Regions from separate parts of the Homo sapiens genome. Here regions 1, 3, 4 and 5 are each linked to region 2. A link is a contact called in ENCODE Hi-C or POLR2A ChIA-PET data. All regions are on one chromosome and are shown on one strand. The core of a region is the stretch at or near the end of the contact, and the rest is flanking DNA. Distances in the headings are between cores, read along the strand shown. Region 1 holds the start of TBCB (tubulin folding cofactor B). Region 2 holds the start of ZNF568 (zinc finger protein 568). Region 3 holds the start of ZNF573 (zinc finger protein 573). Region 4 holds the start of LINC00665 (long intergenic non-protein coding RNA 665). Region 5 holds the start of CAPNS1 (calpain small subunit 1).

The links. A loop is a pair of places that touch in the nucleus more often than their neighbours do. ChIA-PET counts read pairs that join two places held with the same protein, here RNA polymerase II (POLR2A). Pooled maps may share reads with other maps.
Region 1: a loop to region 2 is called in a pooled map, with 32 times the contacts of the local background. The contact joins the promoter of TBCB here to the promoter of ZNF568 in region 2. A Hi-C loop is called at or near these places in 3 of 168 maps with a recorded cell type or tissue (CD8-positive, alpha-beta T cell, ascending aorta and heart right ventricle), 6 of 37 single-sample maps with no recorded cell type and 14 of 50 pooled maps. POLR2A ChIA-PET finds 5 or more read pairs at or near these places in 1 of 52 experiments (A673).
Region 3: a map of CD8-positive, alpha-beta T cell shows a loop between it and region 2 (19-fold over the local background). The contact joins the promoter of ZNF573 here to the promoter of ZNF568 in region 2. A Hi-C loop is called at or near these places in 2 of 168 maps with a recorded cell type or tissue (CD8-positive, alpha-beta T cell and naive thymus-derived CD4-positive, alpha-beta T cell), 4 of 37 single-sample maps with no recorded cell type and 15 of 50 pooled maps. POLR2A ChIA-PET finds 5 or more read pairs at or near these places in 2 of 52 experiments (H1 and Panc1).
Region 4: a pooled map shows a loop between it and region 2 (8-fold over the local background). The contact joins the promoter of LINC00665 here to the promoter of ZNF568 in region 2. A Hi-C loop is called at or near these places in 4 of 50 pooled maps.
Region 5: a loop to region 2 is called in a map with no recorded cell type, with 16 times the contacts of the local background. The contact joins the promoter of CAPNS1 here to the promoter of ZNF568 in region 2. A Hi-C loop is called at or near these places in 2 of 37 single-sample maps with no recorded cell type and 6 of 50 pooled maps. POLR2A ChIA-PET finds 5 or more read pairs at or near these places in 1 of 52 experiments (WTC11).

What each region holds. Positions count from the first base shown.
Region 1 is chr19:36,114,215-36,116,914 of GRCh38, reverse strand. TBCB (tubulin folding cofactor B) reads right to left here and starts at 1,447. Exons shown (of 6, transcript NM_001281.3): 1 at 1,241-1,447; 2 at 731-874. The coding sequence starts at 1,354. POLR2I (RNA polymerase II subunit I) reads left to right here and starts at 2,040. Exons shown (of 6, transcript NM_006233.5): 1 at 2,040-2,117; 2 at 2,202-2,256; 3 at 2,503-2,576; 4 at 2,664-2,700. The coding sequence starts at 2,059. RefSeq lists enhancers at 717-806, 2,397-2,526, 2,545-2,700 and a silencer at 1,117-1,206.
Region 2 is chr19:36,915,066-36,917,765 of GRCh38, reverse strand. It overlaps ZNF568 (zinc finger protein 568), which reads right to left and starts at 1,434. Exons shown (of 7, transcript NM_198539.4): 1 at 1,175-1,434; 2 at 118-187. It overlaps ZNF829 (zinc finger protein 829), which reads left to right and starts at 1,475. Exons shown (of 6, transcript NM_001037232.4): 1 at 1,475-1,755; 2 at 2,515-2,636. The coding sequence starts at 2,599. RefSeq lists enhancers at 1,350-1,729, 1,790-1,839.
Region 3 is chr19:37,778,296-37,780,995 of GRCh38, reverse strand. ZNF573 (zinc finger protein 573) reads left to right here and starts at 1,410. Exons shown (of 5, transcript NM_001172690.2): 1 at 1,410-1,452. RefSeq lists enhancers at 596-1,258, 1,117-1,466, 1,173-1,467, 1,259-1,922.
Region 4 is chr19:36,330,298-36,332,997 of GRCh38, reverse strand. It overlaps LINC00665 (long intergenic non-protein coding RNA 665), which reads left to right and starts at 1,280. Exons shown (of 6, transcript NR_038279.1): 1 at 1,280-1,551; 2 at 2,506-2,700.
Region 5 is chr19:36,138,816-36,141,515 of GRCh38, reverse strand. CAPNS1 (calpain small subunit 1) reads right to left here and starts at 1,450. Exons shown (of 11, transcript NM_001749.4): 1 at 1,359-1,450; 2 at 296-519. The coding sequence starts at 504. LOC105372385 (a long non-coding RNA gene) reads left to right here and starts at 1,534. Exons shown (of 3, transcript XR_935954.3): 1 at 1,534-1,625. RefSeq lists enhancers at 984-1,043, 1,134-1,183.

The DNA.
Region 1 (2,700 bases), core at 198-2,697, 800 kb after region 2:
GCTTGGTGGCTCACGCCTGTAATCCCAGCACTTTAGTAGGCCAAGGTGAGCTGATCACTTGAGGTCAGGAGTTCCAGACCAGCCTGGCCAACATGGCAAAAACCCATCTCTACTAAAAATACAAAAATTAGCTGGGTGGGCACCTGTAATCCCAGCTACTCGGGAGGCTGGGGCACAAGGATCACTTGAACCCAGGAGGTGAAGGCTGCAGTGAGCCCGATAGTGCCACTGCACTCCATTCCAGGTTGGGTGACAGAGTGAGACTCTGTCTCAAAAAAAGACAGAAAGGATGTACTGAGTGGATGCACAAAGAGATCCTGTGTTCTGGTTTCTCCCAAGCTGTCCAGCCTGGTCGCTCACTGTGACCTACCTCACATTCTAGGCCTCTGTACACCCTGCTCCCTCCTTTCCACCTCTTTCTCTTAAGTCACCCTTTCCTCATCCCTCAGCTCAGACATCCCTTCCTCCAGGAAGCCCTCTCTGATTCTCCCAGGTGGAGTCAGGCACCTCTTCTTGGTGGCTCCAGTCCCCTGGGATTTCCTGATCCCAGCCCAGACCACTCTAGGCTGTCCCTGTCTAATGATGGGTCTGTCTCTCGTCAGGCTGCACTGGAGGCTCCACGAAGGCAGGACCTATCTCGGGTATGACTGAGGGCAAAGCCCAGCAAGTGTCTGTTGAATAACCAAATGAAAGGTGGGGTGGGGGAGTGTCCCAGATAGAGAGTCCTCACGTGGATGCGGCAGCCGTCATCTACAGGGTAGGAGCCCAGGAGCGCATCCTCTTGATCCAGCTTGCTGTAGAACTTGTCGTCAACTCCATACAGCTCCAGTTCCATGCAGGAAGCAGGGCTGCCCACCAGCAACTCCAGTTTACACTGTGAGGAGGAGGCAGGGTGAGAAGAAGGAGGCCACGGAGGCCCCGCCCCTTGCATCAATGACCATCGCCACGTCCCTTTTCCTCCAAAAGACCCCCCAGTCAGGACGCACGGGGCCGCAATCCAGCCCCTCGCCTCTTGCCCCCGCCCTCTGGACCGTCGGATTTTTCGCTGGACCCGGCCCTCATCTCTGCACTCTCGAGTTCTCTCCGGACCCGCCCCGCCGCGACCGGGTCCCCAGCCTCCGCAGCCTGGGATCACCTCCGGGCCCGCCCAGTCACTCCCCGGCCCCTCCCAGCCTCCCCCTTCCGGGAACCCCCCAATTTCTTCGCCCCGCCCCTCCGGACCCCGCCCCCATGGCCACACCTTGAACTCAGCGATGGTGAGGCTGCGGCTGTATCGCTTCTCGGAGCGGAAGGTGTTGAGGGAGCTGCTGATGAAAACGGTCACCGTGGGTGCCGACACCCCCGTCACCTCCATCTTGCCGCGCCCTGCGGATGCCTGCAGCGCGGTCCAGCCGCCTCACACCCGCTCCGCAGCCGCCGCCGCCGCTGCTGCTGCTGGGCTATCAGCCCCGCCTCCTGCTCCGTGCCTGACCAATCCGCGCTCTCCTGCCAGGAGCGTCCGCCAATCGCCGCCGTCCCTTCCCCACCGCCAGGAAGAGGGCTCTCCTTACTCTTGGGCCAGCCCAGCCAATCCAGAGGGGCCTTCCATAGTTCACGGTTCTTCCAATAGCGGCCCGGGAAAGGACCAGAACAGGCGGCGAAGACTGAAGCCCGGAGGTAGGAGTGGCAAGAGCTCGCCCAGTCCGCGAAGGGTAAACTCGCGCATGCGCACTGGCCTTCAACCAAGCCAAGCGCCTTGGCTTCTGTCCTGGATGCTCAGTGTTTTGCGGTTTACGATGCGCATCGTTTTCCCGGCTCTGGCACCAGATCCATACTATTCTGTAAACTGAGGCGGCGATGCCCAAAAATTGGAAGCAATTACTCTAAGATATCAAAAGATTGAAGCAAGCCATGAAACCTCTGCGCGGAGAGAGCCGAGCCCGAGGCGGCGGGGAGCCAGCACGTGTGCGCAGCTCCGCCCTCTTTTGGCGAAGCACCTAGGCCTGGCCCCTCCCGCGACCTGTAGCGCGGCGGAGCAAGCGCGGAAGGCTGGGAGGGCTGCGCGGGCTGCGCGTCGCCATGGAGCCCGACGGGACTTACGAGCCGGGCTTCGTGGGTATTCGCTTCTGCCAGGAATGGTGAGGCGGAGGGAGCGGGTGATGTTAGAAGGCGGGCGAGGAATGGCTCCAGAACTAACCCCTGGCACCTCCCCCTCCCCACAGTAACAACATGCTGTACCCCAAGGAAGACAAGGAGAACCGCATTCTGCTCTACGCGGTGAGCGCCGGGGTCTTCCCCGGCAGGTCCACCTGTTCCCAGCGTGGCCCCGCCCTGCCCCCTGCCTCTGTGATCGGACTCCCTGTTCGCCCTCCGCTGCACCTCAAGTGATCCTGACTCTCATGTCCTGCCCATCCCCAAAGAGAGTCCTGTCGTCATATCCTCCGGGATCACCCTGCCCTCTCCTCCCAATCTTGTCTGGAATCCTTCCGTGACCCCCTTTCCCCCACACTCGCCCTCTCGTAGTGCCGGAACTGTGATTACCAGCAGGAGGCCGACAACAGCTGCATCTATGTCAACAAGATCACGCACGAAGTGGAGTGAGTGGCGGGCCCTGAGCTGGGGGCGGGGGTGTTGGCTCTGGAGGCTGGGTCTGAGCGTAATTTTGCACCCCCGCGTCCCTGCAGCGAACTGACCCAGATTATCGCCGACGTGTCCCAGGAC
Region 2 (2,700 bases), core at 185-2,684:
CAATAAAAAAAGATATATGTGCAACTATTATATGTCAATCAAAAATGTTTAAGGCGTAATAGAAAATAAAACATTTTTTATGAGCAATCATGATAAATGCCACTGAACTATACTCACCTATTAAAATAACAGTCAAACAAGATAAACGGATGTAAGCCCAGCAATATGCTCTTTACAAGACACAGATCTGAAACATAAAGACACAAGGGGGTTAGAAAATGAAATTCTTAAGAAATACAATAAAACTTGAAAAGCAATATTATCAGACAAAAGAGAACCCGGACTAAAAGGCATTCACCAGGATAAAGAGGTATGTTTCTTAAGGTGGTAGACTGGAATTTTAGTCCAATTCCTCACACCCTCTAATAGATTATTATTCATACTCTTTGCGAGGTAACTTTGCTCTCCAACTGTGGGCATAATTGATTTTAGGCTTAGCCATGTGACTTGCTCTGGTTGAGGCAATCTCTCTTGCGCTCTGGTGACCCATCAGGAGCAGAGCATGCCCTGGCAACAAATGTCCTTTTGGCCTGAGACCCTGAAAGAACACATGCGGCGCAGATCTTAACTCGTCACGCAGCCTATCCACTCAGCCAAGCCCCACCTAGATCAGCTGAACACAGTCAATGCGCAAGCCTGTGAACAGGAGAGTAAGGACTTGCTGTTGTATGGCATTGAGTTCAGGGGTGGTTTTTAGACATAATTATTATCATGGCAATAGCTAACTAACATACATAAAAGCAGCAAGTCATAAGATAATAATGAACCTGAAAAGTTCGCCAAGGAATAGTGGAAAATTACAAAGGGCCAAGGGCTACTAGGGTAAAAAAGACAGCAAAGAAGACTACAGAGGAGTGGCCAACAAGGAGGGAGGATCAGTAGAAAACAAATAAGTGTTTTTCAAGCCGTTACCAACTGTGCCAAATGCTACAGAAAAGCCAGCTCAAGACAAGAACTACTAGACATATTACAATCACGCACACTTCGCCACGTTCACACTCGCTACAGCCTTAATCATAATCACACACATATCACACATTTCATCATAATCCCGCGCAACCAAATATCACAATCACCCCATCAGATTATTCGTGCCGTCACACTCACACACACAACCACACACCCACACTAACTCCCATCACAGTTTTTTGTCCCATCAACTGCAACCACTCACCATTAGCGTACCCTGAGCACTCCCCACTGCCGCTACTCGGGACACTCTGGGCCTTAGAGGATCCGTGTCCCGTCAACCGCGAGTCCCTTGCTCGCCCCCTGCTGCGGGGACTCGGCAGCGTCACCTGCCGGAAACACCCGAATGTTCATCCCGCGCGCAGTTTCTGAGATGCTGGGTGAAGGCGACCCGCAGATAGGTCTGTGACAGACGCCTAAAGCGCCGAACCATCCCTCCGCGCCAGCGACGTTTCCGAGGACAACACCTCCCAGCAGGCCCCGCGGCCCCACTCAACTTCCGGCCAGAACACATCTGCTTTCCTGTGTGAGGGTGAGGCTTGGGCCGGGTTCCCCGGGAGGCTCATCTCCATTGCGCAGCGCTACGGCGACCCGCAACTCCGAGGCTCGGCTGGATGTTGAGAGTTGAGGGAGCAGCCGTTTCGGGTGGGCCCAGGCGAGGAGCTGACAGGAATCGGCGTGGGTCCCGCTCTGGACTACATTTCCCAGAGGGCCTGGTGGCCTGCCACTTTTCTCGCAGGAATTCGAACGTTTCGTCACTCCTGGCGGGACCCTTAGATCTGGGAGGTGAGATATTTTGGTCCCCAGGAGAACTGGCTCAGGTCTGCAAGTTCCCATCCGGGATGACTGGAAAGGGCTTAGGTGAGGATACCGAAGACCGATGGGGAGCTGGCGCCTTGGGCCCCTGCGGGCGGAGCGGCCTGAAAGGTGGAGGTTGTGTTTGGGAGGCCGAGGCAGGAGGATCACGAGGTCAAGAGATCGAGACCATCCTGGCCAACATGGTGAAACCCCATCTCTACTAAAAATACAAAAATTAGCTAGGCATGGTGGCGCGCGCCTGTAATCCCAGCTACTCGCAGGCTGAGGCAGGAGAATCACTTGAACCCGGGAGGCGGAGGTTGCAGTGAGCCGAGATCGCACCACTGCACTCCAGCCTGGCGACAGGGCAAGACTCTGTCCCCACCCCACCCCACCCCCCCAAAAAAAGAGGGGAGGTTGTGAAATTGTCTGGGAGATAATAACACTGCGGCTTATGTGCGGATATGGGATACCTGTCACTGTGGGGGTTGTGGCTGTGTGTTCCCGTGGTGATGTGTGATTGTGACTCTGCGACAGTGTGGGGTGCCTACGATTGTGCAGCTGTAATTGTGTGTTTCCTATGGTGTGTATGTGATTGTAACTGTGTTGCCGTGTGTGGCTCCTTGTGGGCAGGTGAGACGTGCATGTCGCCTTAAGTGTGACTGTCCCTAAATGTATGTGGCATTCTGTGTATGAGTATGGGGTCCTGTCAACTATGCGATTGTGACTCCAGAACTCTGTCTCTAGGAAACCTCTCTGAGGTCTGGTCAGATTCCAACCCTGGACAGCAGTGAACACAACCTTTCCCCTGAGCCACTGGAATTGGACAGAATGCCCCATTCTCCTCTGATCTCCATTCCTCATGTGTGGTGGGTAATGGGGCTGGGGAAGAACTCTTACTTGACTAATCTGGGTACCAAGAAAAACCTGGTG
Region 3 (2,700 bases), core at 161-2,660, 860 kb before region 2:
CATTATTCTGCATTGGATACGGAAGCAACCTAGGTGTCCAGCATGTTATAAGTGGATAAAGAAAATGTTACATATTATATATATTATGTATATAACCTTATACACATATATATATGTATATATAAAGGAATACTATTCACTTTTTAAGAAGAGGAAAATCGGCCGGGCACAGTGGCTCGCGCCTGTAAATGCAGCATTTTGTGAGGCCAAGGTGGGTGGATCACCTGAGGTCAGGAGTTCGAGACCAGCCAGATCAACATGGTGAAACCCTGTCACTGCTAAAAATACAAAAATTAGCCGACGTGGTGGCGCATGCCTATAATCCCAGCTACTTGGGAGGCTGAGACACAAGAATCGCTTGAACAGGGGAGGCAGAGGTTGCAGTGAGCTGAGACTGTGCCACTGCACTCCAGCCTGGGTGACAAGAGCGAAACTCCGTTTCAAAAAATAATAATAAGTAAATAGATTTTTAAAAAATAAATAAAAAATAAAAATAAAACAAGGAAAATTCTGTCATCTGTGACAACATGGATAAACCAGGAGGACATTATGCTAAGTGAGAGAAGCCAGTAACAGAAAGATAAATACCAAATACCACATAAGTGGTATTTGTGGAATCTAAAAAAGTCTAACTCTTAAGAGGCAAAGAATGGTGTTTACCAGAGACTGAAAAATGGGGAAAAGGGAGATGTTAATTAAAACAGTACAAAATTTCAGTTAGTCAGGAGAAATAAACTTTGTTAATCGATTGCATAGAATAGCAACTACATAAATAATGTGTTGCATGTTTCAAAATTGCTAAAAGTAGATTTTAAATGTTTTCACCACAAAAAAGTGAGGTGATGGATTTAATTAGCTTGATTTAATCATTTCGCATTGTAAACATAGATCAAAACAGCATATTGTACCCTATCAGTATATAAAACATACAATTATTATTTGTCCATTTTTAAAAAGTTACTTTTCTCATACCTTATAACAAGACTGGACTTCCTCAGGGGACACAGAGCAGAGTCCCCGCCCTCGGGAGCTCATAACCGATCCCCCACGCTCGCCCTCGCGGCCACACTTTGAAAGCCCTCCCCTACCGGCTCTACACTCAAACAGCCCGAGGCTTCGGGCAGCCTCGAGTTCGGATTCCACTTCTCAGCCTTCTGGGGTCACTGAAACCCTCAGAACTCCGAGGACAAGTCGGACACGCCTTCGCCTCAGCCATCTTCGCCAGCGCAATAAGTCTCTGTGTCTTCACACTCCTGGTAGAGGGAAAACTAAAACCTCCGGGAGCCAGCGTCCGGCGGTGCCTGCAATCTAACCGGGATTTGGGGTTCCGAGCCACTTTTCCCACAAGCCACCGCGGTCATGGAGCTTTAGGCTTAAACTACATTTCCCAGAGGGCAACGGGAACACCCAATCTATGGCTTCCCTTCCGTTTTCGCGTGGTTCTTTTGCAAGGTGGGTTGAACTCATTTCAGTATATAACAGGCACAGAGTACTCGCAGGGAGGGCTCTGGGCAATCAAGTTACGTTGGAGCCCAACCTAAACCAGCCGGGGTGGTGGAGGAAGCCCTTTAACCGTGGAAGCCTCTAGTGTGGACGGCCAGTTGTTATCGGAATCTCAGGCCCGTGGGTGCATGAACAGCAGAGGAGGGTATTTGAGTGCGCACGTGAGAGAATGTTGTATATGTCAGATGGGGAATGTTTGAGAGTGTGTGACAGAGAAACTGCGTGTGAGAGGCTGGGATGTGCCTCCTTGACGGTGGGTGCGGTTGTGAGGCTGTGACAGGTGAGTGAGTGGCTGTGCTTGCGTGACGGGGATATGAGGTGCTTGTCCTTTTCATGTACGTTGATTGCGGTGGCACTGCGGTGTCACTTTGAGTCTTGGCTGTAGGTTCCCGGCTGCTGCTTCTCTCCTCCCTCCTCACAGCTGCTTGCGGCTGACACACACAAAAAATGTCTGCAAGAGGGAAGTTGGATACTGAACTCTACATCAAGTTTTCCAGCAAGAAGGCATTGACTTGCTGTGAGATTGGAAACGCCTGGGAGGTTATTTCTTTGTGAGCTCTGAGAGCGAGCTACCTGTCTCAGAACCTCGTCTTTCCCAGAGCTCTGACCCCAGGAACCTGCTGTGAACTCATACCCAGATTCCAGCCTCTCTCCTACCTCCATGTGTTAAAGTGTGTGAACAGGGAAGGCGTGGAGGGTATTGTGTAAGGAGGCATTCCGTGCTTCAAGGAAAGGCCTGATAACTCATGATTTTTTTCTCCCTCCCTGGTCCTGCTATTCCTCAAAAGGACTCTAATGAGGAGGAAAAAAATTCTTTCACATCTAAAACTCAATGTTTAGGCTAGTTGGCTTTTTTCTTTCCTAAGGTTACTGGTTTTAGAGTATGTTTTACTTCATCTGAAATGTGTCTGAATGTCCTAATACCAATCTGCTTTCTTTCCAGTAGATGTTGGGAGCCATTGAGCTGAATCTCATTAACGTTCTCATATTTGGCCGGGTGTGGTGGCTCACGCCTGTAATCGCACCATTTTAGGAGGCCAAGGCGGACGGATCACTTGAGGTCAGGAGTTCGAGACCAGCCTGGCCAACATGACGAAACCCCATCACTACTAAAAATACAAAAATTAGTCTGGCGTGATGGTGCATGCTTGTAATCCCACCATCTTGGCCAGGCTGGTCTCGAACTCCTGACCTCAT
Region 4 (2,700 bases), core at 31-2,530, 580 kb after region 2:
GCTCACAGAGACATGTGCTGTGTTGACTCAAGGTTCAATGGATTTAGGGCTATGCTTTGTTAAAAAAGTGCTTGAAGATAATATGCTTGTTAAAAGTCATCACCATTCTCTAATCTCAAGTACCCAGGGACACAATACACTGCGGAAGGCCGCAGGGACCTCTGTCTAGGAAAGCCAGGTATTGTCCAAGATTTCTCCCCATGTGATAGCCTGAGATATGGCCTCATGGGAAGGGTAAGACCTGACTGTCCCCCAGCCCGACATCCCCCAGCCCGACACCCGAAAAGGGTCTGTGCTGAGGAGGATTAGTAAAAGAGGAAGGCCTCTTTGCAGTTGAGGTAAGAGGAAGGCATCTGTCTCCTGCTCGTCCCTGGGCAATAGAATGTCTTGGTGTAAAACCCGATTGTATGTTCTACTTACTGAGATAGGAGAAAACATCCTTAGGGCTGGAGGTGAGACACGCTGGCGGCAATACTGCTCTTTAATGCACCGAGATGTTTGTATAAGTGCACATCAAGGCACAGCACCTTTCCTTAAACTTATTTATGACACAGAGACCTTTGTTCACGTTTTCCTGCTGACCCTCTCCCCACTATTACCCTATTGGCCTGCCACATCCCCCTCTCCGAGATGGTAGAGATAATGATCAATAAATACTGAGGGAACTCAGAGACCAGTGTCCCTGTAGGTCCTCCGTGTGCTGAGCGCCGGTCCCTTGGGCTCACTTTTCTTTCTCTATACTTTGTCTCTGTGTCTCTTTCTTTTCTCAGTCTCTCGTTCCACCTGACGAGAAATACCCACAGGTGTGGAGGGGCAGGCCACCCCTTCAATAATTTACTAGCCTGTTCGCTGACAACAAGACTGGTGGTGCAGAAGGTTGGGTCTTGGTGTTCACCGGGTGGCAGGCATGGGCCAGGTGGGAGGGTCTCCAGCGCCTGGTGCAAATCTCCAAGAAAGTGCAGGAAACAGCACCAAGGGTGATTGTAAATTTTGATTTGGCGCGGCAGGTAGCCATTCCAGCGCAAAAATGCGCAGGAAAGCTTTTGCTGTGCTTGTAGGCAGGTAGGCCCCAAGCACTTCTTATTGGCTAATGTGGAGGGAACCTGCACATCCATTGGCTGAAATCTCCGTCTATTTGAGGCTGACTGAGCGCGTTCCTTTCTTCTGTGTTGCCTGGAAACGGACTGTCTGCCTAGTAACATCTGATCACGTTTCCCATTGGCCGCCGTTTCCGGAAGCCCGCCCTCCCATTTCCGGAAGCCTGGCGCAAGGTTGGTCTGCAGGTGGCCTCCAGGTGCAAAGTGGGAAGTGTGAGTCCTCAGTCTTGGGCTATTCGGCCACGTGCCTGCCGGACATGGGACGCTGGAGGGTCAGCAGCGTGGAGTCCTGGCCTTTTGCGTCCACGGGTGGGAAATTGGCCATTGCCACGGCGGGAACTGGGACTCAGGCTGCCCCCCGGCCGTTTCTCATCCGTCCACCGGACTCGTGGGCGCTCGCACTGGCGCTGATGTAGTTTCCTGACCTCTGACCCGTATTGTCTCCAGATTAAAGGTAAAAACGGGGCTTTTTCAGCCCACTCGGGTAAAACGCCTTTTGATTTCTAGGCAGGTGTTTTGTTGCACGCCTGGGAGGGAGTGACCCGCAGGTTGAGGTTTATTAAAATACATTCCTGGTTTATGTTATGTTTATAATAAAGCACCCCAACCTTTACAAAATCTCACTTTTTGCCAGTTGTATTATTTAGTGGACTGTCTCTGATAAGGACAGCCAGTTAAAATGGAATTTTGTTGTTGCTAATTAAACCAATTTTTAGTTTTGGTGTTTGTCCTAATAGCAACAACTTCTCAGGCTTTATAAAACCATATTTCTTGGGGGAAATTTCTGTGTAAGGCACAGCGAGTTAGTTTGGAATTGTTTTAAAGGAAGTAAGTTCCTGGTTTTGATATCTTAGTAGTGTAATGCCCAACCTGGTTTTTACTAACCCTGTTTTTAGACTCTCCCTTTCCTTAAATCACCTAGCCTTGTTTCCACCTGAATTGACTCTCCCTTAGCTAAGAGCGCCAGATGGACTCCATCTTGGCTCTTTCACTGGCAGCCCCTTCCTCAAGGACTTAACTTGTGCAAGCTGACTCCCAGCACATCCAAGAATGCAATTAACTGTTAAGATACTGTGGCAAGCTATATCCGCAGTTCCGAGGAATTCATCCGATTGATTATGCCCAAAAGCCCCGCGTCTATCACCTTGTAATAATCTTAAAGCCCCTGCACCTGGAACTATTAACTTTCCTGTAACCATTTATCCTTTTAACTTTTTTGCTTACTTTATTTCTGTAAAATTGTTTTAACTAGACCTCCCCTCCCCTTTCTAAACCAAAGTATAAAAGAAGATCTAGCCCCTTCTTCAGAGCGGAGAGAATTTTGAGCATTAGCCATCTCTTGGCGGCCAGCTAAATAAATGGACTTTTAATTTGTCTCAAAGTGTGGCGTTTTCTCTAACTCGCTCAGGTACGACATTTGGAGGCCCCAGCGAGAAACGTCACCGGGAGAAACGTCACCGGGCGAGAGCCGGGCCCGCTGTGTGCTCCCCCGGAAGGACAGCCAGCTTGTAGGGGGGAGTGCCACCTGAAAAAAAAATTTCCAGGTCCCCAAAGGGTGACCGTCTTCCGGAGGACAGCGGATCGACTACCATGTGGGTGCCCA
Region 5 (2,700 bases), core at 201-2,700, 780 kb after region 2:
TAAGCCCCACCCGCCAAAACTCCACATCAGTCCCCTCAGGACCACATTGTCCTGGTCCCACACAATCAGACTACTCCCATATCAAGCACCGCCCCCAATGACTGATATCCGCCTCACTGGGGTCCACCCCCTTACAGCAGAACTCTCAAACCAGGCCTCCCCGGCCTAATTCATGTACCCAGGTTAGCCTCCAGGTTAATCCTATTCTATTTTTAGACCACGCCCCTCCCAGACCACGCCTCACTGAGGCTCCTCCCATTCCCAGGCCCCGCCCCTCTGATAGTCTCCGCCTTACCTGATGGCGCTGATGACTCCGCCTAGGATGCGCATGGCCGTTCCACCGCCACCGCCGCCTCCACCACCGCCGCCGCCGCCGCCGCCGCCGCCGCCGCCCCCGGCCCCGCTGATCAGGCCTCCAAGCACATTTCCCAGGCCCCCACCCAGGCCCCCGCCTCCCCCGCCGCCGCCGCCGCCGCCCTTCAAGAACGAGTTAACCAGGAACATGGCTGCGACTCACTGCTGGGGGGAAAAAAGGGGACCAGTGGGTGCTTCGCCCCTGAGCCCACACCCTCCCTTCAAACACGCATTTCCGGCAGCTGGACCTGGGAGGAATCTGAAGCCTCCGGGTGGGGGTCTGAGTTTGCGAGGGCGGGTTGTCCGCGGATGGGTGGGGCAGGTATGGGGGATCAGGTTTGCAACCTCCTCAGGTCTAAAAGGCACCCGTGGGGCTTGAGGGAGCCTGGACTGGGTGCACGCGTGAAGGGGAGGGTGCAGATCTGGTGGGGGTTCTCTTGGTGGGGACCCCAAGTTGGCGTAAGGCGTTCCCGACATGTCTGGGCGCTAGAATGTGAGATCCAGAGCCCAGCCTGAATGTAGAGGTCCTTGGCAGGTCATGGGCGCGGAGCAAACATCCACGGCCTAAAGGGCCCCAGGGCGGGGTTTAGGAAATCCCAAATGTGGGCTTGAGAATTTAGGTATTCCCAGCGGCAGGATTCCAGTGTCACCTCTGGCTCTGTGGGCTCGGGTCTAAGATCGTGGCTGTGAGCTCTGGGTTCCCGGACAATGGGGTTCCCCGCTGGAACTGGGGGCACAGATCTACGATCGCGGTTCAGGACACCCCAAGGAAGAATTCACAGGGTATCTCTGAAACCTATGGGCCTGTATTTTGGATCATGAGACAGAGGGTGGAGAAGGGTCCCCGGGACGGCATAAAAGGAGATCGAACAGGTCTGAGGGTTCGAATCTGAGACCATGGATCTGGGGGGCTCCTGAGGCCGAGACTTCACGGTTTCGCCGGGTCTGGGGGCCGCCAAAGTCGGAGTTGCGGGGTGCGGAGGGGGTACGGGCCGGGCGCTTACCGCCGCACACGTCCGGAGTTCTGGGAGTCGGTTCCACTGCCGCTCCCGGGCCTCCCGCAGCGTCCGGCTCCGGAGGGCGGGGCCGGTGACTCAGGCCGCAACTCTCGGGTCGGACACTGCACCGCGGCCCTGCTGTCGCCCGCGCGGTCCTAGAGCCGAAGCGGACATTGCGCATGCGCACCCCACACCGCCCGGCTAGCTGGATCCAGGTCTGGGCCCCGCCCTACGCGTTTCCAGCGCCGGAGGTCTTAATCCCGCCCTGACTCGGTAGGCGGGGGTCTTCCCGACACCCCTCAGGTCTGGGTGGAGGCACCCGCGGACGAGAACTCGGAGGGGACCCACCCCCCGAGTGTCGTAGTGTGAATTTTCACCCTAGGGCATGCCAATATCCTTCCAGGGTGGCGGTTTTCGGTCCGCTCACTAAGGGACTCCGCACGGGCCCTCTGCAGGTGTTGTCGCGACAAACACCTCCTGGAGGCCTGGAGTATGGTTTGACTCACACGCTGGGGGACAGTCGCCCGTGTCTGTGGCGAGGATTGAGGCTGGATTGCCTTTCCCAGTGCCTGCAGCAGCCCGGATGGCAGTCAAACCGCAGGCAGCGCCTGCGCCGCCTCCCAGGCGAACCTTACCACGCCCCCGCCCCAGTCAGGGGCCACCAGAATCATTCCTTCCTGGACTGGCCCAAAGAGTGTCCTCAGTATGCTAGCCTCTAAAGAAGGCCCCAGACACAGGAAGATTCCTTTGGCCACGGCCTGGTTTCTTTATTTACTTAAAAAATATTATTGTTTTTACATAATAGAGACGGAGGTCTCGCTATGTTGCCCAGGCTGCTCTTGAACTCCGGGCCTCAAGCCGTCCTCCTGCCTCAGCCTCCCAAAGTACTGTGAGGTACTGGGATTACAGGTATGGGCTACCGGCCTTTTTTTGATTTAATTTAATTTTTTACAATAATATTTTTACATAGCCTGGTTTCTTTTCTTTTCTTTTCTTTTTTTTTTTTTTTGTTTTGAGACAGCGTCTTGCTCTGTTGCCCAGGCTGGGGTGCAGTGGCGCCATCTCAGCTCACTGCAGTCTCTGCCTCCCAGGTTCAAGCGATTCTCCTGCCTCAGCCTCCCGAGTAGCTGGGATTACAGGCATGCACCACCACACCCAGCTAATTTTTGTATTTTTAGTAGAGACGGGGTTTCACCATGTTGGCCAGGCTGGTCTCAAACTCCTGATCTTAGGTGATCCACCTGCCTCGGCCTGCCAAAGTGCTAGGATTACAGGCATGAGCCACGGGAGTCCAGTACTTTTTCAGGACTCATCGGGGGGAGCTAAATCTGGCCCCCAGGCAGGCTGG